Linked DNA regions of Homo sapiens: regions 1 and 2 are each linked to region 3. Evidence: read pairs that join two places in POLR2A ChIA-PET (ENCODE). Cell type or tissue: MCF 10A. All regions are shown on one strand. Links, peaks and the distances in the headings refer to the core of each region. The heading gives the core; the rest is flanking DNA. Region 1 overlaps SRGAP1 (SLIT-ROBO Rho GTPase activating protein 1). Region 2 overlaps SRGAP1 (SLIT-ROBO Rho GTPase activating protein 1). Region 3 overlaps SRGAP1 (SLIT-ROBO Rho GTPase activating protein 1).

Region 1 (11,678 bases), core at 2,554-7,553, 50 kb before region 3:
ATAGTATCAATCTCCTGTCCTTGTGGTCCACCCGCCTCAGCCTCCCAAAGTGCTGGGATTACAGGCGTGAGCCACCTGTGCCCGGCCATGCTTTTTTCTCTAATTAAAAATAGGGCTGGGTTTGGTGGCTCACACCTGTAATCGCAGCACTTTGGGAGGATGAGGCGGGAGGATCAGATGAGGCCAGGAGTTCGAGACCAGCCTGGGCAACATGGCAAAATGCTGTCTCTACTAAAAACACAAAAAATTAGCCAGGTGTGGTGGCATGCACCTGTAGTCCCAGCTACTTGGGAGTCTGAGGCATAGAATAGCTTGAACCTGCAGGCAGAGGCTTGCAGTGAGCTGAGATCACGCCACTGCATTCCAGCCTGGGTGACAGAGCGAGACTCTTATCTCAAAAAATAAATAACAAAGAAATTATTGTTTAGGGTTTTGTACTATCAAACCTAAGTAAAAAAACAATGTATGCTAAAGAAAAGGTTTATGTATAACAGGAGTGAGCAGTAGAGGTGATAAAACACATCTCTTTGAGAATGTTTATAGATTATGACCTCTCAACCACACTTGTGCACCTATTTTTTTTTTTTTTAAATGAGAGACAGTTCTGACCTGCTGGTTTGGGTTGCTGCTATGTGGCTGTTCAGTCATTTATTTGCCAGGCATTTTGGAAACACTTATTTACTATGTGCCAGTTACTGTCCCAGGTGCTAAGAATTCAAAGGTTAATAGAATTAAGGTCCTTGCCCTGGAGAAACCTCATAGTTGCTCTTCAAAAGCAGTATTCCTAATATGGTTTGTTCTTGCTTCTCCATACTAAGAGGTGAGGAACCCCAGGGCAAATAATTTCAACACTGGATAAATCTGTAAAGAAAAAATGAGCCATTCCCAGTCCTGCACCATGTTTATGCAAGTTTATTTTCCCCAGTTCTCCAAAATGTAAAGTCTCCCTGTTGAGTTGTATTGTCTGGTCTGATTTTGGTACATGCTGAGCTCACCCCTGTCTTTCTGCCTTTATTATAGCTTGTTCCTCCTTCCCCTGTAATCTGAATTCTACTTGTGCTTTAAAGCTGAGCAAAATGTTACTTTGTCCACACACAGTGCCATTTCTTTCTGGTTGTTCCTGCTCAGCCTGAGCGCTCCATAATCTTGGCCTATCCATCATTGACGTCACAACAGGTTAGCCCTTAATCACATATTGTTTTGCACATCTTGTTTGTTTTTAGTCATACCTCCCCAACTGGATTGTCTGAGCTTTAATGGGACAAACTGCTACTAACCACAGTTTGGCCTCCCAACTTTTTGAGGAAGAAAGCTAGACTCTAGCATTTGATGGGTGGCATTTACAAATTAATGAGATTTTAAAATTAACTGGATTATCATCAAGTTTCTACCCACATGAGTAATAATCAAGCTTGAACTCTAAATTAGAATTGTTTAAGCCCTGTAGGTTGTCGAGTTTAATTTAACATCATCTTTATGCAATAAGTCACCTAACATTGTTCTTCATGAAAATTTAAACCAGGGATTGGCAGCTCACTGGACTTGGCTTGCAAGCTTGCCTTGTTTGGACTTTATAGTACTTGCAAAATCAAGACATGTTTTACAGAAATTTGGCTGGGGAGTGTGGTGGCTCACGCCTGTAATCCCAGTACTTTGGGAGGCTGAGGTGGGCGGATCGCTCGAGCTCAGGAGTTCGAAACCAGCCTGGGCAACATGGTGAAACCCCATCGCTATTAAAAAATTTATTTAAAAACATTTTACAAAAGTTGAGATCTCTAGTTTGTCTGAAATAACCTTCCCCATTCCAATGAACTGTAGGGAAAACAGCTAATTTTCAAAGAGCCATGAAAAAGGCAAGTAACAACAAGATTTATTGAATGTTTACTATGTTCTAGACACTATTCCAAGAACAGTATTAACCCTCACAGTATTTCTAGTAGGTAGATACTATTATTAAACTTATTTTATAGATGAGGAAGCTGAAGCTCAAAGAGATTAATCAACTTAATCTCCAGGGTGTTTCAGGGTCACAATTTGTAATTTGTGGAATGGAGATCCAACCTAAGCAGAAAGCAGACTAACCACAGTTACCCATAATCATGCTTTTACTGCCTATTCAGAGAGACTGGAGGCATCTGTTCAAAAGTCTTCCCTAAAATGATGGACTAGATTTGGTTATAAAGTAACTAAATCCATTTTAATATGTGCAAGTGGAACAGTTGCTTATTTTTCTATTTCCTCAGTTTGCAGTTAACTTAATTCTAAACTTTGAAACAAAATGACAGCTGCATGAAGAGACCTGCACAATCCAATTGCTTAAAATTAGTTTGCTTGCTTATTATTATTTTGATTAAAGACTTACTATTTTTGTCACATTTGCTCATTTCCTAGGGTTATAGCAACCTCAGTCTTCCTAAACTGAACTGATCTTTGTTTTCTCTGGATTCTGTCTGTACTTTTCATTTGGTCATTCCATCATATCTTTTGTTTTAGTCTTGACCTCCCAATTAGATTGTAAACAGTTTAAGAATAGCACAATTCTTTATTTCTCATCTATGTATAATGTAACAGAACATTTAGAACAATTTTTACAAAGTTGGTTTTTACAGGTACTGTATGTCTGAAATGATACTAGGATTAAACTATTATATATATATATATAAAGTGTGTGTGTATGTGTGTTTGTGTGAACTATTATTTGGGAAAATTTTAAGCACGCTTTCAAGTAGAGAGACTAGTACAATGAATCCACATGCACTCATACTCAGCTTCAACTAATGTGTTTTTTGTTGTTGTGTCTTGTTTTGTTTTGTTGAAATGGAGTATCACTCTGTCACCAGGCTGGTGTGCAGTGGCATGATCTCTGCTCACTGCAACCTCCAGCTCCTGGGTTCAGGTGATCCTTCTGCCTCAGCCTCCTAAGTAGCTGGGATTGGCGTGCGCTAATTTACAATTTGCAAATTGTAAATTTGTATTGTATTACAAATACAATACGTTTTTGTATTTTTAGTAGAGACAGGGTTTCATCATGTTGGCCAGGCTGTACTTGAACTCCTGACTTCAAGTGATCTGCCTGACTCAGCCTCCCAAAGTGCTGGGATAACAGGCGTGAGCCACCGCGCCCAGCCTGTTTTTTTGTTTGTTTTTTTTTTCTTTGAGACAGAGTCTCACTCTGTTGCCCAGGCTGGAGTGCAATGGCAATGGCGCAGTCTTTGTTCACCGCAACGTCTGCCTTGAGACAGAGTCTCACTCTGTTGCCCAGGCTGGAGTGCAGTGGTGTGGTCTTGGCTTACTGCAGCCTCCGCCTCTCAGGTTCAAGCAATTCTCCTGCCTCAGCCTCCTGAGTAGCTGGGACTACGGGCGCCCGCCTCCACACCTGGCTAATTTTTGTATTTTTAGTAGAGACGGGGTTTCACTGTGTTGGCCAGGCCGGTCATGAACTCCTGACCTCGTGATCTGCCCGCCTCGGCCTCCCAAATTGCTGGGATTACAGGCATGAGCCACCACACCCAGCTCCAGCCTGTTTTTTTAAATTGTGAAATACACATAATGAATATTTTATATACTATATATATGTAGGAATAACAGTTAAAAAATAAACTCCATGTTGTGATCACTTAAGAAATGAAATGTTATCAATACTCCTAAATCCCCTGGAATGCATTCCCTTCCCTCCCACCCGAGATAACTCCCACCCTGAATTTTGCACTAATTATTTGTGACTGAGATTGCCGCATTTGTTTGTACACCAACAACTATGCTCCTTTCTCCTTTAGTAATACAACTCCCCAAGTTTTAACTGGATGCCCACCTTCTAAAGACTATATTTCCCATGTTCCCTTGCAGTTATATATGAACATATCAGCAGGTTCTGATCACACATTTCTGTTCACAGTGATGTGAACAGAAATATGTGCAACTCCCGTGTTGTGTCCTTAGAAGGATTGTGCTCTATTCTCTCTTCCTGTTCTATTGATTGGAATGCGAACATGATGGCAGGAACTGAAGCAGTGTCTTAGAGACTATGAGATGGAAGTCAGGTGTTGAGGATGGAAAGCAAAAGGATTAAATAACTAGGTTTTATTCTCTCCAGCTGTATGTGGCACTGTCCTTGTCATTTCTCTTCTAATGTGTCCTGGTAAGCTTTACTTACACAGTTTTAAAGATTTATTTTTAACAAAGTAACATGGTCACATGTTCAAAATCCACAAGATATTAACATACAGAGTATGGCTGGGTGCAGTGGCTCACACCTATAATCCCAGCCCTTTGGGAGGCCGAGTTGGGAGGATCGCTTGAGTCCAGGAGTTGAAGACCAACGTGGTCAACTTTGGGAGACCCCCATCTCTACAAATATGTTTTAAAAAATTAGCCAGGCATAATGGTACATGCCTCTGGTCCTAGCTATTTGGGAGGCTGAGGTGGGAGGATCACTTTAGCCAGGAGTTTGAGGCTGCAGTGAGTCACAATTATGTCACTGCACTCCAGCCTGAGTGACAGAGCAGGACCCTGTCTAACAAAACAAAACAAAAATACAGAGAAACAGAGTGAAAACTTTCCGTTTTACCTTTGCTGCCTGCTACCCTCCCCCAAAGGCAAATAGTACAACCAACTTCTTTTATATCTTTCCAGGAAAATTTATGTATCAGTATGTGTTTTAAATATAATTAGATTATAAAATTTAGGAAATAGTTATAGTTCCTAATCAGAAATGTCCGAGGGCCTTTGCTTTGGGCCATGGTTCTGGGTTTTATCTTAAGTGGCAATTTCAGTATCGTTAGTGCCTTCCTAAAGGGCTGCTGAAAAGAATTCTGAGGCATGTTGTGTTCAGTTAAAAAACAAAATGTTATGATCATTTATCAAAGTCTGCTTTGGGCACAGGAGTGGGTAGTGGCCACATGTGTCCAGGTTATCTGATGACTAAGCTGTCATTCTCTTGAGTTCTTTGAGTTTAGTTGATGAGAGCTGAGCAAAGAGGAGTCCCAGCACAGTAATATCGGATGGTCCAACTATCTGAACTGCAGTAAAGGACGAGAGTATTTTGAAAAAGCCAAGTGCATGTGCCAGAGCTTATGCATTTTACATACTGGGGAATCTGAAAGCTCCTGCCTAAAACTTCTTTGGTCTTGATTTATACAGAGCTCTAAACTAACAAGTTTAATAAGTCAGCTTCCTAATTCAAAGAACAATAGAGTCAGTACGTCGGAAAGGAGAAAAAGAGTACTTGCTATATGTAAGCCATGAACAGAAGTAAGAAATAGACAGGATGACAACACAGGAAGAACTTAAGCCACAGTAGCCTGGGGCCATTTAATGGAGGAACAGACACTCTCACATACTTCAGTAAACCCTTTTGCTATGTTGGAGCTATAGCACAGCAAAATGCAATAATTAGTGTTTATGGAGATGCGCCTGAGTCATCAGGATGGTGTGCTCAGTGCGCTATATTTAAAAGGTTAGACTCAATCAGACCCATGGAGGAATGGTAGCTTGCAGCCTTGAAAAAACAGAATAAGCAACTGAGAAGCCTAAATTGATACAGTTGTGCAGCCATCACTGCAATGCAGGTGTAAAATATTTTCATTACCCCTAAAAGTTGGCCCCCTCATCTTTATATGCAGTTAATCCCCAATCCCACCCCAACCCTAGGCAACCAATGGTCTACTGCCTGTCTCTATAAATTTGCCTTTTCTAGACATTCATATAAATGGAATCAAATAACATGTAGTATTTTGTCCCTGGCTTCCTTCACTTAGCCTGTTTTGAGGCTCATCACATGTATCATGAGTCAGTAGTTCATTTCTTTTAATTGCTGATTAGTATCTCATTGTATGGATTTTACATTTTACTATGTATAAGTCCTTTTTTTTAATAGTTCTTTTTTTGTTTGTTTCTGGTTTTTTTTGTTTTGTTTTGAGACGGAGTCTGGCTTTGTCGCCAAGGCTGGAGTGCAGTGGTGAGATCTCGGCTCACTGCAAGCTCCGCCTCCTGGGTCCACACCATTCTCCTGCCTCAGCCTCCCGAGTAGCTGGGACTACAGGCGCTGCCACCACGCCCGGCTAATTTTTTGTATTTTTAGTAGAGACGGGGTTTCACCGTGTTAGCCAGGATGGTCTCAATCTCCTGACCTCGTGATCTGCCCGCCTCGGCCTCCCAAAGTGCTGGGATTACAGGTGTGAGCCACCACGCCTGGCTGATTTTACATTTTACTTATCCATTTACCTGTTGTTGGATATTAGATTATTTTCAGTCACATTTGCTTTTGGGTTAACAATTGTTACCAAGTAACAATCATGAAGCTAAAATGATGATACAGAATTTCACAATTTGTTTTTCTCAGGGCTCCTTAATATAAAAGACTCCATTCCATATTCAAATTTGAGAAATACTGTTTAGGCATGTAAAATGTATCAGCAGTGTCCTAGTGACTATACTCACCCACTTTTAATTTTTATTATTTGTATTTTTTTTTTTTTGTGACTGAGTCTCACTCTGATACCCAGGCTAGAGTGCAGTGGTGTGACCACAACTCTGTTTAGCATTTTGAGGAACTGCCAAACTATTTTCCAAAATGGAAACACAAATTGTGCCTCGTTTTGTGTTCCCACAGCAGTATGTGAGGGTGCTAATTTCTCCACATCCTCACCACTACTTGTTATTATCTGACTTTTTAATTTTATCTATCCTAGTGAATGTGATATGATATCTCATTGTGGTTTTGATTTGCACTTCCCTGATGGTTAAGGATGTTTAGCATCTTCTCATGTACTTATGGCCATTTGTGTATCTACCTTGAAGAAACATATTCAAATTATTTGCCCATTTTAAAATTGAGTTAGCCAGGTGTTGTGGCTCATGCCTGTAATCCCAGCATTTTGGGAGGCTGAGGTGGGTGTATCACCTGAGGTCAGGAGTTCGAGACCAGCTTGGCCAACATAGTGAAACCCCATCTCTACTAAAAATGTAAAAAATTAGCTGGGTGTGGTGGCAGGCACCTGTAATCCCAGCTACTAGGGAGGCTGAGGCAGGGGAATCGCTTGATCCTGGGAGGTGGAGGTTGCAGTGAGCTGAGATCACGCCATTGCACACCAGCCTGGGCAACAAGAGGGAAACTCCATCTCAAAAAAAAAAATTAAAGTAAAATAAAAAATTGAGTTATTTGTTTTTACTGTTGAGTTGTAAGAGTTCTTTATATTTTCTAGATATAAACTCCTTGTCAGATATATGATTTGCAAATATGTTCTGTCATCCCGTGTGTTGTCTTTTTGCTCTCTTGATGGTGTCCTATGAGGCATAAAAGTTTTAAACTTTCATAAAGTTCAACTTATTTTTTATTTTGTCATTGTGGTTTTGGTGTTATTTCTAAGTAACCATTGCCTAACCCAGGGTCATTGATATTTACTTGGAATTTTATCGTCCTAGCCCTTACATTTAGGCCTCTGATTTTGTGTTGATTTTTGTGTAAAGTATAAAGTAGAGGTCCATATTCACTTTTTTGCATGTGGATATCCAGTTGTGCAGCACCATTTGTTGAAAAGACTATTCTTTTTTCATTGAATTATCGTGCTATCCCTGTTGAAAATCAGTTAACCATAAGTGTGAGAGTTTATTTCTGGACTTTTAATTCTGTTCCATTGATGTATATTGATGCATATGTATGTCCTTATGCCAGTACCACACTATCTTGATTAATTGTAGCTTCGTAGTAAGCTTTGAAATGTGAGTCCTTTAACTTTGTTCTTTTCAAGATTTTTTTTTTTTGCTATCCTAGATTGATTATATTTCCATATGAATTTTGGAATTAACCTGTCAGTATTTGCAGAAATTCAAACTAGCTGAGATTTTGATAGGGATTGCGTTGAATCTATACATCAATTTGGAGACCATTGCCTTCTTAAAAATGTTAAGTTGTCTAATCTATGACTATGAGATGTCTTTCCATTTATTCAAATCTTCTTTAATATTTTTCAACAATGTTTTGTAGTTGTTAGTGTGTAAGTGTAAAGCTTTTTTTTGAGATGGAGTCTCGCTCTGAGATCTTGGCTCACTGCAACCTCTGCCTCCCAGATTCAAGCGATTCTTCTGCCTCAACCTCCTGAGTAGCTGGGATTATAGGCACCCACCACCACACCTGGCTAACTTTTGTATTTTTAGTAGAGACAGGGTTTCACCATGTTGGCCAGGCTGGTCTTGAACTCCTGACCTCAAGTGATCCACCTGCCTTGGCCTCCCAAAGTTCTGGGATTACAGGCATGAGCCACTGTACCCAGCTGTTAAACTTCTTTTGTTAAAGTTTTTTCTAGTTACTTCGTTCTTTTTGCTGCATAATACTGTAAATGGGATTGCTGCCTTAATTTTTTTTCTAAATTGTTCATTGTTAGCATATAGAAATAGAGTCTTGTGTATTAATCTTGTATCCTTTCACATTGCTGAACTTGTTCAACTTCCCTTTTTGACTGCATATATATTTACAATAATAATCTTTTTTTTTTTAGACGAAGTCTCACTCTGTCACCAGGTTGGAGTGCAGTGGCGCCATCTTGGCTCACTCCAACCTCTGCCTCCTGGGTTCAAGTGATTCTCGTGCCTCAGCCTCCCAATAGCTGGGAGTATAGGTGCATGCCATCACACCCAGCTAATCTTTGTATTTTTAGTAGAGACGGGGTTTCACCATGTTGGCCAGGATGGTCCTGATCTCTTGACCTCGTGATCCACTCGCCTCAGCCTCCCAAAGTGCTGGGATTACAGGCATGAGCCACCACGCCGGGCCTACAATAAGAATCTTAATGTAATTCAGTGATATTTACTTATGGGTTTGTGAAATCAAGAAAAATTATTTGAACAGCTGTGGAATTTAAGGGCATAAAACAATTTGGGCCCCTTGCTCCAGGATTTTATGATCTTTCTCACATGCAGATATGACTGTTTCCACCTATGCATCCTACTTGATCTCTTACCACATCCCTTGCTCTATCCCTTGACCTCCATCTCATCCTTTCACTTTGTGCTTCAACAGATATACTTTGCATTCTGGCATTTCTTTTCAATTGTATGTGCTTTTTCCTTTCCCTGTAACAGATTCCCAGGGTATACTTTCAAATCTCAGATATTCCTGACAGTGATTGCCCCCAGGCAAATATAGGCACACTCTCTGTGTTCCTGTCGTCTTTTTTGTACATGGCTCTGCTGTCGTATTTATACTATATACCAGAATTGTCTCAGTGTCTGTGCACTCTTGGGCATGACTTTGTAAAGCATCTTGGAACCAATTTATTCTTGTCATTTACTATTTGCTTGTAATTGCTTATAACAGTGTGTATTAATCAGGTTTCTCTAGAGAAACAGAGCAAACAGGATATATTTCAGCAAGTCCCAAATCTGTAGGGCATGCTGGCAGGCCAGAAACTCAGGCAGGCATTGATGCTGCAGTCTGGAGACAGAATTTTTTCTCTTTAGGAAACCTGAGTTTTTACTGTTAAGGCCTTTCAGCTGATTGAATGAGGCCCACCCACATTATGGAAGGTAATCTGCTTTACTTAAAGTCAACCCGTTATAGATGTTAACCACATGTACACAATATCTTCATAGCAACATCTAAATTAGTGTCTGATTAAATTACTGGATACAGTAGACTAGCTGAATTGACACATAAAACTAAGGATCAGAGTGTAAATTTCTGTAGGAAAGCATCTGTGTCTTTTGTTTCTCTTTACTCCAGGGGATCAAATGCAATGCTACATAATCAATTGATGTTTTACAAATGCTTGCTTGAATGATTGAATGACTTCAACAAGGTTAAGTCCAAAATCCAACTTGACAACTTGAGAGTTATAATTTTGGCAAGATTATTTCTGCTAGCAGGTGTTCTTTATTGTTAGATTTTATTAGCAGGAAATTGTTTCCCCCAATCTCTCTGGCAGCCCAATTATTTTCACTAAATATGCCTATACCTTCTGTTCTGGGTTTATTTCCACCTCAAGGTCACTGATCTATAATCTGCTATTGTCTTTAGCTGACTATCCTTCCAACCGTACTTAACTATTAAATAAATGTAGCATTCAAGAGTAACACAATGTAGTTACATTTCCTTCCCACCCTCTTCTGACCCATTTTGATCTTGCAAGCATTGGGGTCTTTCTACAGGAACAGTAATACTAGGTGTTTTGAAACACATTAAAGTCATGGTACTTTAGAGGGGAAAATGCATGGAACCTTACAGTAATGATTTAGTAATATCTATAAGACATGGTAGGGAGGCATAAAGAAGGCAAATATGGAGTAGAGAGGTTTGTTGCTCGTGGTTATAGGTACACCATAATATTTTCTCTTGTGCTTTTATATTCACTACTGGTGATGGTAAAACCAATATAATATGTTGTCTTTAAGGGACAGTGCCTTTTGGGAGATGGGAACAGTGGAGAGGTCATCCCAGTCTGATCTTAAAAGGGCCTACCCCAGAGTGGAAGAGATCCTCCATTTGTCCTGACAACTCTAGAGTAGAGATGTGGACATGTTTTGAGAATAGAGGAGAAAGGAATAGTCTCAGAAACAATACACTTGACAACAAATCCAAAGTATATATAAAAAAAGAAAACACTTTGGCCAGGTGCGGTGGCTCATGCCTGTAATCCCAGCACTTTGGGAGGCCGAGGCTGGTGGATCACGAGGTCAGGAGATCGAGATCATCCTGGCTAAAACGGTGAAACCCCATCTCTACTAAAAACACAAAAAATTAGCCAGGCGTGGTGGCAGGCACGTGTAGTCCCAGCTACTCAGGAGGCTGAGGCAGGAGAATGGCGTGAACCCAGGAGGCGGAGCTTGCAGTGAGCCGAGATGGCACCACTGCACTCCAGCCTGGGCGACAGAGTGAGACTCTGTCTCAAAAAAAAAAAAAAAAAAAGAAAAGAAAACACCTCAATAACTTTAAGGTGTCACCCAGCACAGTGTTTTTAAACTCTTGCCTCTGGATTTCTTCAAGTTTCTGCTAATGTGCTGGCAACATCTTAGTCAACCTTGCATCTATCTCTGCACCCATCCATGTAGTTGTGGTGGTGTTTTGTCTAGACGGCTGTGCCCTTAGCTGATCTCCCTGAAAAGACTTCGCTAGATTTGGCTACTGCAGCACTACAGCTGCTAAATTAAGATAAACTCTTAACATTCCTGACCCAGAATTACTGTATCCCCTTGCTAAGTCTTCTGTGTGAAGTGGCACCACGTTGCTAATTCTGTAGTTCCCAGTTGTTGTCAAATGCTCAGTGAACTCTTGACAACCATCTCAGACTTTAAAATATTTAAGCATCACCCCGATTACATTGCTAAGAGGTGCTGAATGTTTTAAATAAAGCTTACCTAAACAGTCTTGTCTCATTCCGGTTTCCCCTCACAGAGGAAGTGTCTTTCAATAACCCAAAACTACTGGCTTCTAATTTTAGGGATAACTAAGGTGGGACTAGGACAGAAAATAAGCTCTTCTCCATTGATTTTCCTTAGTCATTTTACTCCAGAGGCCTATAATTAGCTCTATTTTCTCCACCTGTGGTACATCTTTAGGTTAAAATGATGTTGGAGAAATAGTGGAGGATGTGCAGAGTTAGAAATTAGGGAGTGTACTTGGTCTCACTTTTGCATACTTAGATGAATGGCACTGGGGAAGAAGAGAAGGGGGACATTATACACCA
Region 2 (8,316 bases), core at 3,317-8,316, 84 kb after region 3:
ATGGCTCACGCCTATAATCCCAACACTTTGGGAGGCCAAGGCAGGTGGATCATGAGGTCAGGAGTTCAAGACCAGCCTGACCAAGATGGTGAAACCCCATCTCTACTAAAAATACAAGAATTAGCCACTCACAGTGGCAGGCGCCTGTAATCCCAGCTACTCAGGAGGCTGAGGCAGGAGAATTGCTTGAACCCGGTGTGAGGGGGTAGTGGAGGTTGCAATGAGCCGAGATCACACCACTACACTCCAGCCTGGTGACAGAGTGAGACTCTGTCTCAATAAATAAATAAATAAAGAGCTTTGCTAAAATTCTTAACATATTCACTGATATGGTTTGGCTCCGTGTCCCCAACCAAATCTCATGTTGAATTGTAATACCCAGTGTTGGAGGTGGGACCTGGTGGGAGGTGATTGGATCATGGGGGTGGTTTCTGATGGTTTAGCACCATCCTGCTCGTGCTGTCTCATGATAGAGTTCTCACAAGATCTGGCTGTTTAAAAGTGTGTAGCACCTCCCCCTTTGCCCTCTTCCTCCTTCTCTGGACACATAAGACATGCCTGCTTCCCCTTCACCTTCCACCATGATTGTAAGTTTCCTGAAGCCTCCCCAGCCATGCTTCCTATACAGCCTGCAGAACTGTGAGTCAATTAATCCTTTCTCTTTATAAATTACCCAGTCTCAGGTGGTTCTCTATAGCAGTGCAAAAGCAGAGTAGTATATAAATGGAAATATTGCTGATTTTCTTCCTTTTACCTCTATTAGAAACAACAATCCCTCCAATCATGGAAAAATTATGACCTGTTATTGAAATGAATTATTTAATGGCATTCTTTTCAAATATCAATAGCTGACATTTACTGTGCACTTATATGTCAGCCTCTTCTGTGCTCTTCGTATGTGTTAACACATTTTATCCCCCCCACCACCTTAGGCAGTGAGTAATATTGTAATTCTGATTTTACAGTAAGGAAATTGAGGCACAGAAAGGTTAGGTTACTTGCCAAAGACCTCACAGCAAGTAAGGGCAGAGGCAGGATTTGAACCCAGGCAGTCTGTCTCATGAGTCGGAGCTCTTAACCATGAGTATGCTACTACTCAAACTGAATTGTCCTATAAATGCTGCTTTGCAAGTGTAATTGAAGTTTTGTAAACTTTGCTTTCACTGATTTATGAAGAGCCACATTGGCCCAGGGAGAGAAGGTGGGTTTGTGAAAGTTTATCATTGTAACAGTCCTGCTGGCCACTCATGACCTCAGGGATCAGCAACTCTTTCAGCCCTGATGCTGGGAACAAGAAAAAAAAAAAAAAAAGAAAAGAAAAAAAACTTTCTGGTTTCACTTGCAGGCCTTAAGTGGGAGGTGGGGGATGGGATGGGAACTGAGAAACAGAGACATCCATTGTAGGTGTATGTTAAGGGCTGGCTTCTCATGCCTTTATATCCTTTATATAAATGAAATATATTATCCATTTTTTTCTCTCCCTAAATGGGCTTCCAGACTTAAATATAAGCTGATTACAAAGAAGCCTGGGAATTTTTCTCTACCTAATTCTCACTCAGCCTACCCTGAAGTCCAGCAACTGCCCCTCTCCCACCTCTGCATATATCCACTTCCTATTTGTAGTGCAGTAAGAGTAGGCTGGCCTTTGTGTCACCCCTACTGGGGAGAGATTATGTCTTTCATCTCTAGTCTCAAGGCCTAGCACAGTGTCTGGTATTCAGACACTCAGTAGCTGTTTGGTGGATGAATAAATAAAATCAGTATACATTGCACCCTGAAACCTGGGCTAATGTCTACCTGATTCTAGAGTAACTGTCACCATACATTGAAAAAGGCGCTAATTATAAGAGGTGTGTGTAGACAGGCCAAAAGCATTTCCAAAGTGTGAATTCAGGAGTGTTTTATAAATGTGTGTCTTTGCAGTCGCCTCCAAGGCCATCCTTACTGATATATTGTTTTAGTTTTTATGAGGTTTGTGCTAGCCCAGTTCTCAACATGAAATAGCAAAAAGGCATCTGTTGGTCTGCTTTTATTGTACCTCAGTTCTCTCTGCTGCTTTGCCTTTGGGAGACAGTGGCCTGCACCTATCTGCTTAGAGCCTGGATATGAAGGCCCAAAGCCTGCACTGTTACTTCTACATCATACCTTAGACACTGTCAAGAATCATAACTACCCACCGTGCTGTGTGCTTACATTCTGTCATTTCATCCCCATTTTACCTCGAAGGAACTGGAGCTCAGGGGCATTAGGAAACTTGCCCACTTAAGAATTGATGGCACTGGAACTCAAATCCAGGTCTTCCTGGTTCCAGAGTCTGTGTTCATCAGCGGGTTTGGCCAGGTATACTAAAGAGCAAGAAGACTGGAGATTGCAGATGTAAAGATCATGGCACACGTGTCCTGAGTGCTCTTTTTGAGGGAATTCCTGCCCACTACCACTGTCTCAAGCCGCCAGAGAGACAGCTTGCCCAAAGAGAGGCTGTGACCTGGAGGGAGGTACTGTGGCTGTGTTAGGTTCCTGGGGTTCAGCTGAAGGTGGCCCTGGTGGCTTTCCCCACGCACCTGAGAGTTTCCTGGGAAACAATGGGCGTGGGCTTCCAAGGCTGTGGTATTACCCCAGTGGTTTGGTTAGTCTGGCACTTGCAGAAATTCAGCTACAGTTAGAGTCCTCTTATGTATTGATTGTAGAAAATAGATCTTTATCTTAGGTAGTTGATAAGAAACCCAAAGAATGTAGTTTCTCAGAAGAGCTTTTAGTGATTAATGGATTTAGTGAAGCAGCAGGCTATATAGAGTTAGGAAATATTGTCACTAACATACTGTTTTTCATCTCCCTTCCCTGCCAAACCACCACATCATTTCTTTTCTGAGAGGCCATAAATTCCAACACTAACCATATTTCACAAATGACTTAGAACTATTTGTCATCCCATTAGTCCAATCCCAGGTATTTATTGCTGGTGCTATTTTGGAAGCCGAGGATAGAAAAGAACAATGCCAGATGCATTGTAGATGTTTAATAAATATTTGTTAAGTGAATAAATGGATGGACAAGCTTACTATAAAATGGGTTCTTATCCTTCATTTGATTCTCACCTATTTTACTCATACTGTATATGAGACAGTTTTAAGAATCTGAAGGTACATAAACATGACTGGTACCCTGGCTCTTCTTACAGGACAGTCCACAATCTGGGTGGTACACAGAGATCTGTGACATATAGCTAAAGTGCTATGTGCTGAAGACTCTGAATGAAGAGCTGTCTTGAAAGACAATACTTGTCTTGGCAATCAGAAGAATAAGATCCCTCTGGCTGAGAAGCCAGGGAACACTTAGCCATAGGTGAGATTTAAGCTTGCCATGGAGAATGGGTCAAATGTCAAAAGGAGGAGGTGCTGGGGGACAGCAGCTCAGGGACTTGCTTGGGAGAAGCTGCAGAGGCAGGAACATATAAATTCTGGGGAGGGAGCCGTGAGTGACTGACTCAGAGTGGTACACAAATTGCTGCTTGGATGGGTGTTGGGACCAGTCTGATAGCATTGAACTCCATGGTAGAGGGAATCATGTCAAGTTTAAGAAAAGGTCAAAGAGAATGGTAACAGGGAAAAGGCCTTATAACTGTCATCGTGGATTCTTTTTCTTATTGTCCATTCCCTCTTCCTCCGTACTAAATGAAGTCACCCCAAGCCATCCTGCATATCTCCACCATGTTATTACTAAGACACTGCTTTGACCATACTGTCTGCAACACTGTGGATTCACCAACACCTATAGAATACATTATGCCCTTCTTAGTGGGGGTTTCAAGACTCTTTGGCCCATGCCAACTTATCTAATCTTATCCTTCAGCTTGTTACCCAACCATCTACTTTCCAAGTTCTTCCCTGGACCCCTTCTCTGCCATCTTGGTCTGCTCATGCCCACCTCACCTGTGTGCTTTCCCGCATCCCTGCCTTATTAGAACTTTGCTTGTACCATCTTTCTAGCCTGGATGCCCTCCCTTCATCTGTGCCCATCAGAATATCAAAGGCCCATTTTTTAGTCTCCAAAATTTTAAACTCTTAGAAGATGGAAACCAAGTATTTCTTTTCACACCCATCAGTGGGTTATGGGTGGTAAGCACCAAGCACATGTTGAATACATAAATATCTTTCATCCTCTCTTTTCCTCTATTCCTACATATAACTAAGAGTGACTGTATCCCTTAGATAAAGAGGCCTTCCAATTGTATGATACTTTAGACTTTCCAAAGGTTATGGCGTAGCAGTCCCAAACACCTCATCTGAAGCCAGGCTGTCTGGGTTCCCACCATTGCTGTGCCAGCTGTGTGACCTTGGACAAGTTACATAACCTCTCTTTGCCTCAGTTTTTTCATCAACATAAAGGGAAGAATAAAGGTACTTATTTCATAAGAGTTTCTAGAAGGATTAAATATGTTATTCGTAAAATGCTGAAAAGTATGTCTAGCACATAGTGAGCATTATATAATGCTTGCTAAAGTAAATTATACGTATATATGTACATATCTGTATATATTGTATACATAGATATATATAGTAAATACTCAATAAAATTTAAATTAAAAAAATACACACACAGGGACACACAATTTGGCATCCATGACGACCTTGTAAAGTAATCAAGAGGCATTAAATAATTTCCCGACACCTAGTAATTGTAGATCCATTCCTGGGATCCGTGTCTTCTAACTTTTGAGCCAGTAGTCAAAAAGTAGAAACTATATCATTAATCTATTGATCTCTCCAACACATATAGTTTTCAGATATATAGTGATTTCTTAACACGAAGCATTAAATTTGCTACAGGTATTTTTATTATTTTGATTTAAACTATAAGAGTAGTGTCAGATACATGATATGGCCATGTCAGTAAGAAAAAAATATTAACTTCTGTGCAAGTTATCATATAGGATATCCCAATCTCCTAAGGAAATTCATGACGTGGGTCGTTTTCTACTTGACTATTTTTTCAGCAGTTGAGGAAAAATGGAGCAAGAAAGATAAATTAGGTGTATTGAATGGAGAATTATGCATGAAGTTTTAGTAGAGAAGAATTCAAACAGGAAAATATGCTATGGGAGTACATTTACATGGCTATATGCCTGTCAGGTCATTTGGTATGCAAAGGCTTGTGTTTGCATTAAGCTGGTGGAGAAGCTGTTATTTTCTTTGCAGTATGTATTCAAAATGCACCTGTAAAAAATAAAAGCTTTCCTTTACTTCTCTGAAAAAGAAAGAGAACTGTCTGTTATTTTAAACACAAAATACATTTGACTTCTGTCAACAGCTTACATTTTAAATAATGCAGTTTGTACTTGCATTCATTATCTGCAATTAGAGTTCTCGAAAAAGCTTTTAGCGTTTATCTCCCCAACTTTTAAAATTCATTCACTGTAACTGTTAACATTTTAGTGAATAGTGGAAACCCTAAGACAAATTGGAAAACTCAACAAAGAAATTTGCTTTCCGGAAATTACCACCGAACTAGGTAGAGAATACTCAGCTATTGTGCTGAACCACATTATGATGAGATACACTCTTTTCTTTCCAGCGTTAGGTCAGACTCAAATGTTTTCCTTTTAACCCACACTAGTCAGTAAGGAACACCCTGCTGGCAGTCAGCGCAGTATCCTTTCTCTCAGGCTTAGTTTGTGCAAACTACCTGTTTATACTAGTCCTCAGTGTCCAAGTCAAGCAAGAGTCAGAAGTTCAGATTTTTTCTTTGCGATAATTTATTTAAAAGAAATATTTCTCAGATACTCGGGGTGGCCTGAGGTGCCTTTTCATCCAAGTGTAATGAGAGTCACATGTTCTCATTTCCTCACTCCTATTAGCAAGAATACAGACAGCTGAGCAACGTGTGTGTGTGTGTGTGTGTGTGTGTGTGTGTACACCCTCTCATTTTAAGATATAACTGGAACCAAGACCCAAATATAATAGTATGTGGGTTTGCTTCAGGCAGGGAATAACAAGAGCCAAGCCTAGAAAGAAATGCAAGGTGTGTGTAGATTCGTTGACCTTTTGCTGTTTGCCCAGCTGCGGGGTGACTCCCTTTTCATTTCCCAGCTGCTCAGCTGCTTCCTACTGCTATTTTATTTTGCTTTTAAACTGGAGTAGCCAACCAAACTTCTCCCAGACAGGTTCAATAATTACTAAAAACAGACAACTTTCCAATTACACACGGCTCAGAAAAAGCTGCCAGTGCTTTATATTTTAGCCCTTACTTTGTTCTGGCTCTGTAATGCCTTTAACATGATTTACCAGCTTACATTTTTAAGGAAAGCCATCATCAGATTTTATGAAAATAAGTAAAGGTTCTTCGTTAACCCCATGTTTTACCCTTCAAAATAGTCATCTTGAGAACATGTGTTAAGTTGAACCATAAGAAAATGCTGATTTTCCACCTTTTTAATAACCTACAGAAACATCAATTTCATATGGATTAACCTAAATAAATATATTTGTTCCAGTGATGCTTCCAGGTCTCAAACTATTTAAAAACTCATCTCTTGAAATGAGAAAAATCAAATTCATTACTTGAAAACATTGCATTATTCTCAACTTCTTAGACCTTAGTTATAAAATTGGCTCTGAGTAACGTGGTTATTTCCATATGAAATGAAGTCTGTCTTCTGGGGATGAGAATTTGACATCATTTATAATAAAGTACTGCCACAAATGCTTAGCACTGGGTGCCGAGTTCGGGTGTGCTCCTCGATACATCCTTTGCATTGGAGTCATCACACCTTACATGTGTTGTTTCTTTTAAGGAGCATAATTGTGCTCAAAATACACAGGTTTTCGAATTCACCCGGATGTCTGACATATGAAAGCATACTGAAATTATATTGGAAAAATTATGATTTTCAGATAAAATCTGTGACTCTGAAATCTGTGACTGTTACTCTCCTGTACCTAAGAATACAGAGATTACATACCGATTTATAGGTACCGTTATAAAAATAATGAATAGCTTGTTTATTATTTAAGAAAATATTTATTAAGCACCTATGTTGTCTGAAATACTTTCAGAGATAACACAATAGATCAGTTTATTTTAATTAGCTGAGTATAAAATTGGCAATATATTACTAAGTCTCAAAAATGTGCATATTCTCTAATGCTGCAATTCTATTTCTGAAAATTTGTCCTAGGAAATATGACACAATTTTGTACACAAACTTTTTTGTAACAATAATATAGCCAAAATGTGTAATAATTGAGGATTCATTCTGTAAATTTTAATACATTATGAAATTGTTATGTTCTATATATTCCTAAATTTATTAAAATTCAAATTACATATATCATTTCTAAGAGAATAAATTAGATATACATCAAAGGTTTTTAACACAACTTTATAAAGCAAATAGTTGAAATATCCTAAAGTTTTTAACAATGGGGAATTAAGTTATGGAACAGTCATATAGACAAATACTATGTAGCACTTAAAATTATGTTTAGAAGAATATTTAATGATATAGGAAAATATGCTGATATCTAAGTGGCAAAGGACATTGTAATCTAAAAATTACAAACGTAGGATGATCTCAGTTTTTTAAAGAGAGAAATCATATATGGCATTTTATTTTATTTATTTATTTATTTATTTATTTATTTATTTATTTTTTTGAGGCAAGGTCTCACTCTGTCACCCAGGCTGGAGTGCAGTGGCACAATCTCAGCTCACTGCCACTTCCACCTCCCGGGCTCAACCAATCCCCTCGCCCCAGCCTCCCAAGTAGCTGGCTCTACAGGTGCATGCCACCAGGCCCAGCTAATTTTTTTATATTTGTAGAGACGGTCCCGCTGTGTTGCTCAGGCGGGTCTCAAACTCTTAGTTAGGCTCAAGCAGTCCTCCCACCTTGGCCTCCCAAAATGTGCTGGGATTACAAGCGTGAAGCCACCATGCCCTGCCCTTAGTTTTAACTGCCATCCCCTCACTACAGTAGCCAGCCATATATGGCATTTTTAAAGGAAGAAATGTGTGTACATGTGTGTATGTGTGTGTGTGTGTTTTCATAGAGAAAAGGCTGGAAGGCTTTATACTAAAATCTTGTCAGTGGTTATCTTTGATTGCTTTTTATTTTCTTTATTTTCTTTTATATTATTATTATTATTATTATTATTATTATTATTATTATTTGAGATGGAGTCTCACTTTGTCACCCAGGCTGGAGTACAGTGGCACAATGTCAGCTCACTCCAACCTCCACCTCCCAGGTTCAAGTGATTCTCCTGCCTCAGCCTCCCGAGTAGCTGGATTACAGATGTGCCAACACACTTGGCTAACTTT
Region 3 (11,678 bases), core at 3,858-8,857:
GAGAATATATCTCTGGTACAAATGAAGAATATTTTCTCAACTCTTCTTTTATAAGTACCCTTTAATTATATGATAGCTGCTTAGTCACAACTTGTTTTTTTTTTTTTTGCTGTTGGTCTTTGAAAAACTTGGTGTCTTGGATCAGACATTTTTATTATTTATTATTATTATTATTATTATTATTATTATTATTATTATTATTATTTTGAGACGGAACCTCGCTCTGTCACCCAGGCTAGAGTGCAGTGGCGTGATGTTGGCTCACTGCAAACTCTGCCTCCCGGGTTTGCGCCATTCTCCTGCCTCAGCCTCCCGAGTAGCTGGGACTACAGGCGCCTGCCACCACGTCCAGCTAATTTTTTGTATTTTTGGTAGAGACGGTGTTTCACCGTTTTAGCCAGGATGGCCTTGATCTCCTGACCTCGTGATCCGCCCGCCTCGGCCTCCCAAAGAGACATTTTTATTTTTAAGGATACAACGTATTGTAGAAATGCGGTAGAGCACATATGTGGAATTTTATAACTTTGAAGCAGCTTTTCAGTTTGTGAGTACTCATCATTACTGACAACTTACTTTTCTGACCATCACCAGAGGAATCCAATTAATGATTCTTTGGAGGAAAAAATAAGAAAGGAATCCAAACTAATATACACAAAAATTCCCTTCCCTGATACTGATTGAACCTAATACTAATAGCTCTTGTTTTGAATTTCATAATTCTAGAAGAGTTAAACTTGAAAATGTATCTCTAAACAATGCAGCCTCTGTTTTCCACCAAAAGGCGGTGATTGTGTTGAGCATTTTAACTGGTTATCAGACCTCAGGCTGCCGGTTTGAAGAGTGAACTTTGGCAATAGGAACTTGGCTCTCAATCCTGTTTTGCAGCTGGCTAGAATGTGAATAAACTTATTGAAAGACATATCTTCTCAAAGAAGGAGAGGAATAAAGCCCTCAACCTAATAACCTTCCTCCTTTCTGACAGCCCCCAGCCTCCACATACCTTTTTAGAAAGCATCTTCAGAGAGAGAGGTTTTTAGATGTCCAAAACCTCAGAGAACTAGACAGTTCTTGCTCACTAGTAATCCTCATCTTGGGAGATTTATTCTTTGCTAAGTCCCTGCACCAGGAGTGTGGTTTTCTTTCTGACTTCTCCCTCTTTAAGGAATTGTGCAAATACCACAAGCTTTTTGTGCTTTTTGTAACTCAACTGTTTCTTTTTTGCTTTTATTAGAGTCCATCTCTGTTTTCTGGCAGGATGATGGCTCTAACGTGCTGCACATGGTGTCTAGGTGGGCCCTTCTCTCCAGCTCATGACATGCTTGTAGCTTTCTTTCAGAGTGGCACTTTGGGGCAACATCCTGTTAATCTGAGAAAGGTTTACCTCTTCCTGTGTCCCTCCGTGCCCTCCTTTCATCCCAGAGCCCGCCATCTTAACCAAAGTCTTTGAGTTTTCAAGGAGGTGATAAAATCTGTATAAACCTTTGCATTCCGTAGAATTGTTGACATTCTCTAAATGGAGCAGAAACATTTGAGATGTGTTGGAAGCCTTGCCTGGCATTGATCATTTCAAACAGTGACCTTTTCTCCTTACACAGTGTCTTCTCTTCTGGAAAAGCCTACCTGTGTGTCCTGTCCTGAGTCCCCCACTCCACCCCACCCCACCCCCATTATGCATTAGTTGCCCCACATTAGTGTTTTCTTAACAATTTTCTACTTGTTGCCATGTCAGCACCTATGTATTATATGACAATTGTCTGATTTTTTTTTTTTTTGGTAATTATGTGGGGTCCTAGAGAACGGGAAGGGATTCATTCGTATCCTTACTTTATCTCAGGTGTCTTATCTGAGTACCTGACACATAGTAAGTACTTAATTCATATTTGTGAATGGGCTGGTCCATGCCATTTAGAACTCTTTTTTTTTTTTTTTTTTTTTTTTTTTTTGAGACAGAGTCTTGCTCTGTCACCCAGGCTGGAGTCCAGTGGTGTGATCTTGGCTCACTGCAACCTCCGCTTTCCGGGTTCAAGCAATTCTCCTGCCTCAGCCTCCCCAGTAGCTGGGATTACAGGCGCCCACCACCATGCCCGGCTAATTTTTGTATTTTTAGTAGAGACGAGGTTTCGCCATGTTGGCCAGGCTGGTCTCGAACTCCTGACCTCAAGTGATTTGCCTGCCTTGGCCTCCCAAAGTGCTGGAATTATAGGCATAAGCCACTGCACCCGGCCTTCATTTAGAACTATTTTAACCACTGCCCTCACCTTGTATGCTAGGTGAAGAATGTGTTCCAGCAGCCACAGCAGCAAAACTGATCTGAAAAACAACTCTATCAAAATTTGTACAGTGTTCTTGTCCCAATTCTGGCAGATATTTTTAAGTGTTGTAGAGCTTGCTTACAAGAAACAGATTAAACTTAAAGAGAAGGCTTCTTCCACCATGGCTCTTTATTTTATTTGAATTTTTATTTGTTTTTTTTAGACTGACTTGTAGAATGTTTATGTTGATGGAATGAAGACAAACTTTCTCAAGATTCCTCAGCATGCTCCTGGTTTTCTGATTTAAAAGCTCTTGCTGTTAGGGGAAGATCTGCTTTTCAGACTTAGTAACTGATAGTCTTACATAACTATATACATTATGAAAACATTTTATTGCTTAGAAGGAATATACTTTTATTCAGTGGATCCAGTTTTGGGTTTGTGTGTGTGTGTGGAGGTGGGGGTAGGTTAAGTGTGATTTAGCCAATTTTTAAAATATGTAATAGAGAGTAGGAAGGGGTCAGCTTCTCACCTATGGCTCATGCAGAAAATGACCTTGTTGGCCTCAGTTAGTTAACATTTTTATCATCTAGTACACAGGACAGTTTTAGAGTCTGTGTCCTCCTTACTTTAAATGTACACTCACCCCCCTCCCCACTCTGCACCTCACTATTCTGCTTTCTGTAGCCCTAGTGTACCAAAAATAGTGAAATAGAATGGATGAATAAGACCCCCACCAGGGCTGGATGCAGTGGCTCATGCCTGTAATCCAGCATTTGGGGAGGCCAAGGCAGGAGGATTGCTTGAAGCCAGGAGTTTGAGACTAGGCTGGGCAACGAAGTGAGACCACATTTCTACAAAAAAATTTTTTTTTAATTAGCCAGATATGGTGGTATGCACCTACAGTCTTAGCTACTGGAGAGGCTGAGGTGGGAGGCTTGCTTGTGCCCAGGAGTTTGAGGCTGCAGTGAGCTATGATTGTGCACTGCACTACAGCCCAGGCAATAGAGTAAGACCTGTCTCTTAAAAAGAAAGAAGGAAGAAAGGAAGAAAAGAAAGAAAAAATCCACACCAATGAGCCTTCCTTCTGATTTCTGGATGAGAATCAGATGCATCCTGCCTTTGACACACCAAATAGAAGTTAGTCCCAGAATGATCAGCTTAGTGGGCCTCAGACACAGTTTATGTTTCATGGTACTGGGGATAAAAAATATCTTGATGAAGCCCTTACAAAGAGCCCTGAGTGGAGGTGCTGAATAAACCTAAACTAATAGGGAGGAAGGGAAAAGGAGTTACAGGTGCTAACACTTTTAATTTTTTTATTTTTTATTTATAAATAGAGACAGGATCTCACTATGTTGCCCAGGCTGTTTTCGAACTCCTGGCCTCAAGCAATCCTCCTGCCTCAGCCCCTCAAAGTACTGGGATTATAGGCATGAGTCACTGTACCGGGCCAGGTGCTAACACTTTTTAAACACTTTGCATGTATCATTTCATTTAATCTTTAAAACAACTTTGAAAGCAGGTATTGTTCCCATTTTGCTGGAGAAAGACATCAAGAGAATAAGTAATTTGCCTGAAGTCACACAAATAGTAAGTGGCAGAGGATGGCTTCCAACTTAGATCTCTGACTCCAGAGCTTGTACCGTTTCCATTATACCAGATTGTCCAGTGGCTTATTGTTAAGTGGCTGCTGATAGTGTGATAAGACAGTACTGGAAAGTGGGGAGAAAACACAGGGATTGGGAGACAGAAGGTAAACCATATGTGGAGAATCTGACATGGTACATCATCTCATTAAGTTTCTATTTTATTTTTTTCATCTTCTCAGAAGGAAAAGCCTTTTCACTTTTTAAAGTCTCTGCCTTATTCTCTTTTGCACAGGTCTTCATGTAAGTTTCTTGATTGATTTTTTTTTTTTTTTTTTTTGGTGGTAGGATCTCACTCTGTGGCCCAGGCTGGAGTGTAGTAGTGTGATCTTGGCTTACTGCAACCTCTGCCTCCCAGGCTCAAGCGATCCTTCCACTTTAGCCTCCCGAGTAGCTGAGACTATAGGCATGCACCACCACACTTGGCTAATTTTTAAAGTTTTTTTTTTTACAGACAAGATTTCACTTTATTGCCCAGTCTGGTCCCAAACTCCTAGTCTCAAATGATCCTCCCGCCTCAGCCTCCCAAAGCACTGGAATTACAAACATGAGCCACCTTGCCCACTGCCCATGATTCCATCATCTGGAAGAGTATGAAGTATAAGGTTAAAGGAAACCATTCCTTCCAGACTTTCATCCTTGCTGCCATCTCAGTATTTAAAAAAATAACATGGAACTGGTTCATGTCAGCACTTCTAGCAATGGTGCTGTTGTTAACAGTGGAAATACATTTGGAGAGCTTATCATTGGCTTATTTCTGAGCCCTAAACTTTCACTGACAGTCTTCCCAATATATGAAAATAAATTGTGTATTTTTCACCGTCAATCTTTTTTTGTTGTTCTTGTTATTTAGGACATTTCACTAATTCTCTTTGCTATTCTACAGACATCGTCTTGGTAGCAGAGGCACTCACATACATCCATACATCAGTCTCAGTGTTTCTTCTATAAAACTTTGCAGAGATATTCTTTTCTGTTTTGTTTTGCTCAACAAACTGTGATTTGAAAGTAGCTCCATAGGAAACTTTTTTTCCTCTGCCTAGGAGAAAAAGGTTGTAGTTTTATATAACTCTATTAGGAAGATGTCTTAAAGAGTCAAAAGATTAAGATCACAGAAAAGTTAACATTCTAGCATTTTGTTTACATATTTCCTTTTCATGAAAAACTTTTCTTGCCCTAGCAATTTCTAATTTTCTTTTATTCTTTGCCTTATTTAAATGGAATTTTCCCCCATCTTTCTCATTAAAAAGAAAAAAGCACTGGGCGCCATGGCTCACGCCTGTAATCCCAGCACTTTGGGAGGCTGAGGCGGGTGGATCACGAGGTCAGGAGATCGAGACCATCCTGGCTAACATGGTGAAACCCCGTCTCTACTAAAAATACAAAAAATTAGTCCGGCGTGGTGGTGGGTGCCTGTAGTCCCAGCTACTCGGGAGGCTGAGGCAGGAGAATGGCGTGAACCCGGGAGGCGGAGCTTGCAGTGAGCCGAGATCGTGCCACTGCACTCCAGCCTGGGGGACAGAGCGAGACTCCATCTCAAAAAAAAAAAAAAAGAAAAGAAAAAGCAGTGTGAGTAGAGGCAATTTGAAGCAATGGAAAAATAGTTGAGCTACACAATTGTAGGTTTGAATTAGAGCTTTGCTGCTTCCTAGTTTGTGGGACCATTAACAAGTTACTTATCGTTTTGGAAACTTGGTTTTTTAAATCTGTAAAATTAGTATAGAACTGCCTCCAAGGTTGTTTTAAATAATAAGTGAGGAGATGTATGCAAAGTGTCCCAATTGTCAGTACACTTCCTCCTTCCCCTTTCCTTTTTTTTAAATTAAGCTTTTAAAAAATTATTTGCTTTTGAAGCCTTTTAAATTTATTTTTAATTTTTAAAATTAACAAATAAAAGGCCCGGCGCGGTGGCTCGCGCCTATAATCCCAGCACTTTGGGAGCCCGAGGTGGGCGGATCACTTGAGGTCAGGAGTTTGAGACCACCCTGGCCAACATGGTGAAACCCCATCTCTACTAAAAATACAAAGAATTAGCCAGGTGTGGTGATGTGCACCTGTGGTCCCAGCTACTTGGGAGGCTGAGGCAGGAGAATCACTTGAACCCAGGAGGCACAGGTTGCCGTGAGCCGGGATCATGTCACTGCACTCCAGCCTGGGTGACAGAGTGAGACTCTGCCTCAAGAAAAAAAATAAATAAAAATAAAAACTGCATATATTTATGGTGTACAACATGACATTTTGATATAGTTATGCATTGTGGAGTGGCTAAATCAAGCTAATTAACACATGCATTACCTCACACACTTATCATTTTTTTGTGGTCCTTCTTAAATACTTAATTTAGTTAGACTTAACTCCTCATGCCAGTTCTTTGTAAAGGTCATTATAAATACCCACTTGACTGAATAAGTGAAAATGTAACTTTAAGAGAGACTCCACTGTGGCATAAGATAAGGCCAACTGATAGAAAAGGAGTTAATTCTCAATGTTGGTTTTCTTCATAAGCCATCTGTTTTTCAGGTACTGTATTGACTAATATGATGTTCATAAGTTTCTCTTTTTTATTTTTGAAAAAAAAAAACAAGCTTTTGAAGAGGGGCCTTAAACTGAGTTATATTTGAATTGAAATAATGAGCTGCTTATGGACATTTGAGTTTGGGATAGGAAAAAAACTTTTAAAATATAATTTGAGCAAATTCTTTTCTTTTAATGACTATTATTTTGCCTGGACCCATTTACTGAAAATTATTTGAGGATGTACAGTTCTGATTATAAATCACTTCCCTAAAAGTACTCTGTGTTCTCAAAAGGCTCCGTCCGAAAGTGAACACGTGCTTCAGTTTGTTATGACTGAGCTACTGATTGTGCAACACACTTTTGATAAGTCACTGATGTCTGTTAGCCCTGTTTGCATGACATAAGAGTGATTTCTTTTTTTTGAGACAGGGTCTAGGTCTGTCACCCAGGCTGGAGTGCATTGGCGCAATCCCGAGTAGTTGGGACTACAGACATGCACCTCCATGCCTGACTAATTTTGTACTTTTCTGTGAAAAGTACAAAATTACTGGCTGGTCTTTAACTTCTGGGATCAGCCTGGTCTGAAACTTCTGGGCTCAAGCGATCTTAAACTTCCCAGGCTGGTCTGAAACTTTTGGGCTCAAGCGATCCGTCTGCCTCAGCCTTCCAGATTGCTGGGAATACAGGCATGAACCCCTGCACCCAGCCTAAGTGTCATTAAAAATTTGATCTGTTATATAGGCACTAGGTAGAATGTCTGTCAGATGCATATTTTCAAAGTTGCAGATGCATAAATTGTGCAAGGAGGCACCAAGGCTATAAAAAAAACAACTTGTGTAAACGCCTTTAAAAGGAAAACAAAAAAATAGTTCAAGATGATTGGGTGCTGGATAGCAGAGAAGCATATGAAATAGACATACTGAAAGAGCAACAAGAAAAACTTTTAAATATTATCTCCTAATACAACAAAAATGTAAGGAGCTCTTATCATCTGGTCTCAGGTTTTGAGCAGCCTCCTGTTATTGATAGGATATGTTTGCTTGTTGATGATCAGTAAGCAAGGCTTTTTTTTTTTTTTTTTTTTGCAGCAGCTTTATTGAGATAGAGACATACACTTTACTATTTCCAGTGTATAATTCCATGGTTTTTAGTATATTCAGAGCTGTGCAACAATCATCACAATCAATTTTAGAACATTTTCACCATCCCCAAAAGAAACAACACACCCATTAGCCATCACTCTCCATTCTGCCCTAAGCAACCACTAATCTACTTTTTGTCTTTATAGATTTGCCTGTTTATGAAGTCATATATTTGTCCTTTTATGTCTGTCCTCATTCATTTAGCATAATATTTTGAAGGTTCATCCATGTTGTAGCATGTACCAGTACTTCATTCCTTTTTATTTCCAAATAATATTCCGTGGTGTGGATACACACATTTCATTTATCCATGCATCAGTTGACGACCATTTGAGTCATTTTTACTTTTTGGTTATATGAATAACGCTGCTGTAAACATTTGAAGGCACAGTACTTTTCCAGGTCACATTATCATTGAAGATCGTGAATCACAGGCCGGGGTCCTCACCATTGCCCTAACTGGTCCAGGTGAAGACCTGGACATCAGCAGGTCAGCGCCAGTGAGCTTCCTGGGCTTCTGCCTCCTTGGCACACTCACATTTGTAGGTCATCTGCTCAGGTTTAGGCTTCTGGTAGGAGACCACCATGAACAGGAACAAATGCCTGTGGCTGGGCCAGCGAACCCATAACTATGATGGGACATCCACAAGTATCTGGCCCTGGAGAAAAGATGGAAGGAAGGAGCCAGAGTCAGGCATAGCGCAGCCTGGCCATGCCTCTGTTGACCTCAGCTTTCCTGTCTAAGATGCTCTAGGATACTCTGTGTCTGTGGCAACTTCTAGAGAAACAAAGTTTCTATAAAATGCTGCTCGTCCCTGCCCTTACCCCACTCCAAATTTCATATTGAAAAAGAAAAACCATATGGGAACTGAGAGAGAGCATATGGGTGTGAGGTGAAACATACGGGCCGATAGAGGCAGGGCTGCAGTACCCGTCTGCTTGTCTTGGTTACTTGTCTATTGCTTTTTAATGTGTTCCTTTTTTCTCTCAGCAATTTTGTTCTTGGAGGATTTGCTTTTCCCTTCCTTTGTGCATGATTTAATCTCAAATGAGATGAGTGATATAAAAAAATCTCCAGAAATGGTTTTTTGCTCAGACCTGCATCTCTATTCTGCATGCCTCTGCGGGGTGCTGAGTCTGGGACCACGAGGACAAAGTGCATAGTGCACTGCATAGTGCCACCTGAGGCACAGCAGCCCTGGGGAAGGATGCAGAGCAGTCTTGAGTACCTATCTGAAGTCTTTGAAACTAGCTTCTTTTCTGGCTCCAAAGAGATACTGAGATACTGGGATGGGTATATACCCTTAGGATGAGGGGACTGAGTTTTTCCAAAATTGTTACTGACATGGCTGAGAACATGCTTGATAGGGAATAAGGTGAGTGACAGCTTGAAGAAAACACCCTGGCACCCAGTGGTATTCTTATGGCCCTTGCATTCCTTCTCAGAAACCTTGCAGAGCCCCAGAAAGTTCTCCTGGCCCCATCCTCAGAGTGCCACTCTCCGTGCAGTGTGCTCAGCTGTCTTGCAGGGATGGTTCGGTTTACTCCCTGTCCCTCCCTTCTCACTCCCCAGAAGATGGAGGAATTAGGACCCTCCTTACCAAAAGGCTGTGTCCCACACTTGCTACTAATTACAAAATTGTCTACTAGGTGTTGCAGGCTGGTTTTCATAGTGGCCATTAACTATGATTGATTGTCCTTGTTGAACGATGACTTGATGAGCAACTTCACTGAATGTTTAATAAGGTGAAGTAGAGCACAGAGGATATCATTTTAAAAATACTGAGTGTGGACAGTGAAGATTATCATTTAATTTGGTACTTAGGTAATTAGGTTTGCAAATAGGAGGCTGGTTGGCCAAATTGTGTTACTTCAGGCAAACTCTTAAGTTGTTTACCTGCTTTCTGCAAGTGTTACTTTGAAAAAACAAAATCCCAATGATGAATTGAAATTAAGTCCTAAAAATCATACACCACACCTTACTATAAGCCTTGTCAACGGAAGGCTGATTTTTACTAATTTCTTATATTTAAACTCTAATTTTCCCTCGGTGTTCTTTTTCTGCCTTTGATTAATGGTGTGTCTATTCATCAAGTCCCATTTATGTAAAGCATTTATTGAAGTTGGGTAATTGCTGTCTTTTATGTAAGTAGAATGTCTTGCTCCAGGGAGGTAATACAAATAAATGCATTGTACATTAGATTGAACATCTTTCAGTTCATCAATTACAGGATGGGGTGTTTTTTCATTACCAGAAGATGAGAGTTACTTTGCCACTTTAGTCAAAACATGACCCTAGCAAGACCCAAAATTTAATTTGGGGCAATCTGTTTAACTTCATCCGTGCCAGAAAACCAGATACCATCTACCCTAATCGTCTGATTTAAAATTTTTAAAAAGTTACTGAATTTTTCCAGAGAAACACATATCTGAAATTATTATGAGAAAATAAGTTCTGATTTGCAAAATCTAGTTTGCAACATATATTCTTTCAGGAACATAACTAGCTCATAAACTGAGGACACCTGTTCACTTAATTTTTTTTCCTAATTCAGTATTGGTGCCAGGACAGCTGGTTAAACTTGGAGGAAGTTTTACTATATTCCTTAAAATAGTTGTGAAGTCCAGTGCAATAGTTAAAGCTAGAATAGAAACTCAAGAAATCCAATTCAGCTGGCACTGATCATGAATATTTAAACCCATGTCATTAGATTATCCATAGTTATTTTGTGAGGATTTGCTGATAACGTTTCTTTCCAGATTTGAAATCCCTACTTGTGTGAGGGGTTTTTTTTAAACTGTTAATGGGAGCCTTAGTAGATTTATTAGTAATAAACAGTATGTTTTTCTGATTATGATTCTTTTAAATAAGTCTTCCAGTTAATAATAATTACGTTTATTGAAGATCTACACTGTATTGGGCATGAAATAGTATATTACTTAACCCTTACAACAACCATATAATATGCATTCTTATCTCTCCTTTAAAGATGAAGAAACTAGTGTTCTTCACTAGCCTCCCTCAAGGGTCACAAAGCTGGTAAAGTGGCAAAGGAGTGTTGGAACCCAGGTGTGTGAGATGTCAAAGCTCACAGGCTTAATCACTAGACTTTACTCAGATGAATTCATCAGATTTATCTTCTGGCTTTGAAACTTTCAAGTCCTTTGCATTATCCCCTTTTAACTCAGCATTGAGGTGAAGTGAAGGATGGACTTGACCCTGTGGCCTCCTTGTACTATGTGTGCATCCACATCCTTAACTCCTGATGAAAGTTCTAATTAGTGCCTAGACGATGGATCAACTTTTTACAACACCCACATTGTGGAAAATGCCTGCGTGTTTGGTCCAATAGTGGAATCCATTTAAGGTGACATCAATAGGAAAATGACACAGATATTCTAAATCACCAACTGGAATTCCGAGAGATGAATGCTGAAATTCTTACTTTCCTTGTCATTTCCACCAACATCCTTTCAGACTGAGGGTTCCCCTCCGGAGCTTCTGTGGGTTCCAGCTCCATAGTGCTTCCCATGTTTGTCCGTCCTTCTCCTTGCCCCTCCACCGCCAGCTGGTTTTCGGCTTCTCTTTTCTTCTCTACTCTTTCCTTCCAAGGAGCTTCCTCATGGGTTCCTCTACCCCCAGTCTGACCTTGCTGCAGTCATTCTGCTACCAGAGTGATCTTTTTTATGCCACTTTCTTGATGAAAATCCTTCTCTGGCTCTCTCTTGCTTTCTCAGTCTTTTTAGCTCCTATAGCACTCAATAACCTGTGGTAGGCTGAATAATGGCTCCCCCAAAGATGTTCACATCCCTATCCCCAGAATCTGTGAACATCACCTTATATGGCAAAAGGGACTTTGCAGACGTTATTAGGTGAAGAATCTTGAGATAGGGAGATTCTCCTAGGTGACCCAGTGGGCCCAGTGTAATCACAAGGGTCCTTATAACAGGGATGCAAGAGAGTCAGAGGGAGAGAAGGTGATGATGTGACATTGAAGCAGAGATTGGGGTGTGCTTTCAGTCCAGGGCCAGGGGATGTCAGCAGGCTCTAGAAGCTGGAAGAGGCAAGGAATGGATTCTCCCCAACAGCCTCCAGAAGTCGCTAGCCTTCCTGATGC

What was found. ChIA-PET counts read pairs that join two places held together with the same protein. Peaks named below come from ENCODE experiments on the same cell type or tissue, not always from the same donor. Only the 100,000 strongest peaks of a DNase experiment are listed, where the experiment ranks them.
Region 1: POLR2A ChIA-PET joins it to region 3 with 5 read pairs; 9 of 35 experiments call an interaction of 5 or more read pairs at or near these places.
Region 2: POLR2A ChIA-PET joins it to region 3 with 6 read pairs; 2 of 35 experiments call an interaction of 5 or more read pairs at or near these places.

The regions. Positions count from the first base shown.
Region 1 is chr12:63,900,418-63,912,095 of GRCh38, forward strand. The region is part of intron 1 of SRGAP1 (SLIT-ROBO Rho GTPase activating protein 1); the gene reads left to right. Among named protein-coding and RNA genes, the nearest start is that of SRGAP1, 62 kb to the left of the region's middle. In MCF 10A, for the core only: no CTCF peak of the experiment used is centred there; a DNase peak (open chromatin) is centred at 5,314.
Region 2 is chr12:64,033,751-64,042,066 of GRCh38, forward strand. The region is part of intron 4 of SRGAP1 (SLIT-ROBO Rho GTPase activating protein 1); the gene reads left to right. Among named protein-coding and RNA genes, the nearest start is that of KICS2, 180 kb to the right of the region's middle. In MCF 10A, for the core only: no CTCF peak of the experiment used is centred there; no DNase peak of the experiment used is centred there.
Region 3 is chr12:63,949,239-63,960,916 of GRCh38, forward strand. The region is part of intron 1 of SRGAP1 (SLIT-ROBO Rho GTPase activating protein 1); the gene reads left to right. Among named protein-coding and RNA genes, the nearest start is that of SRGAP1, 110 kb to the left of the region's middle. In MCF 10A, for the core only: no CTCF peak of the experiment used is centred there; a DNase peak (open chromatin) is centred at 6,743.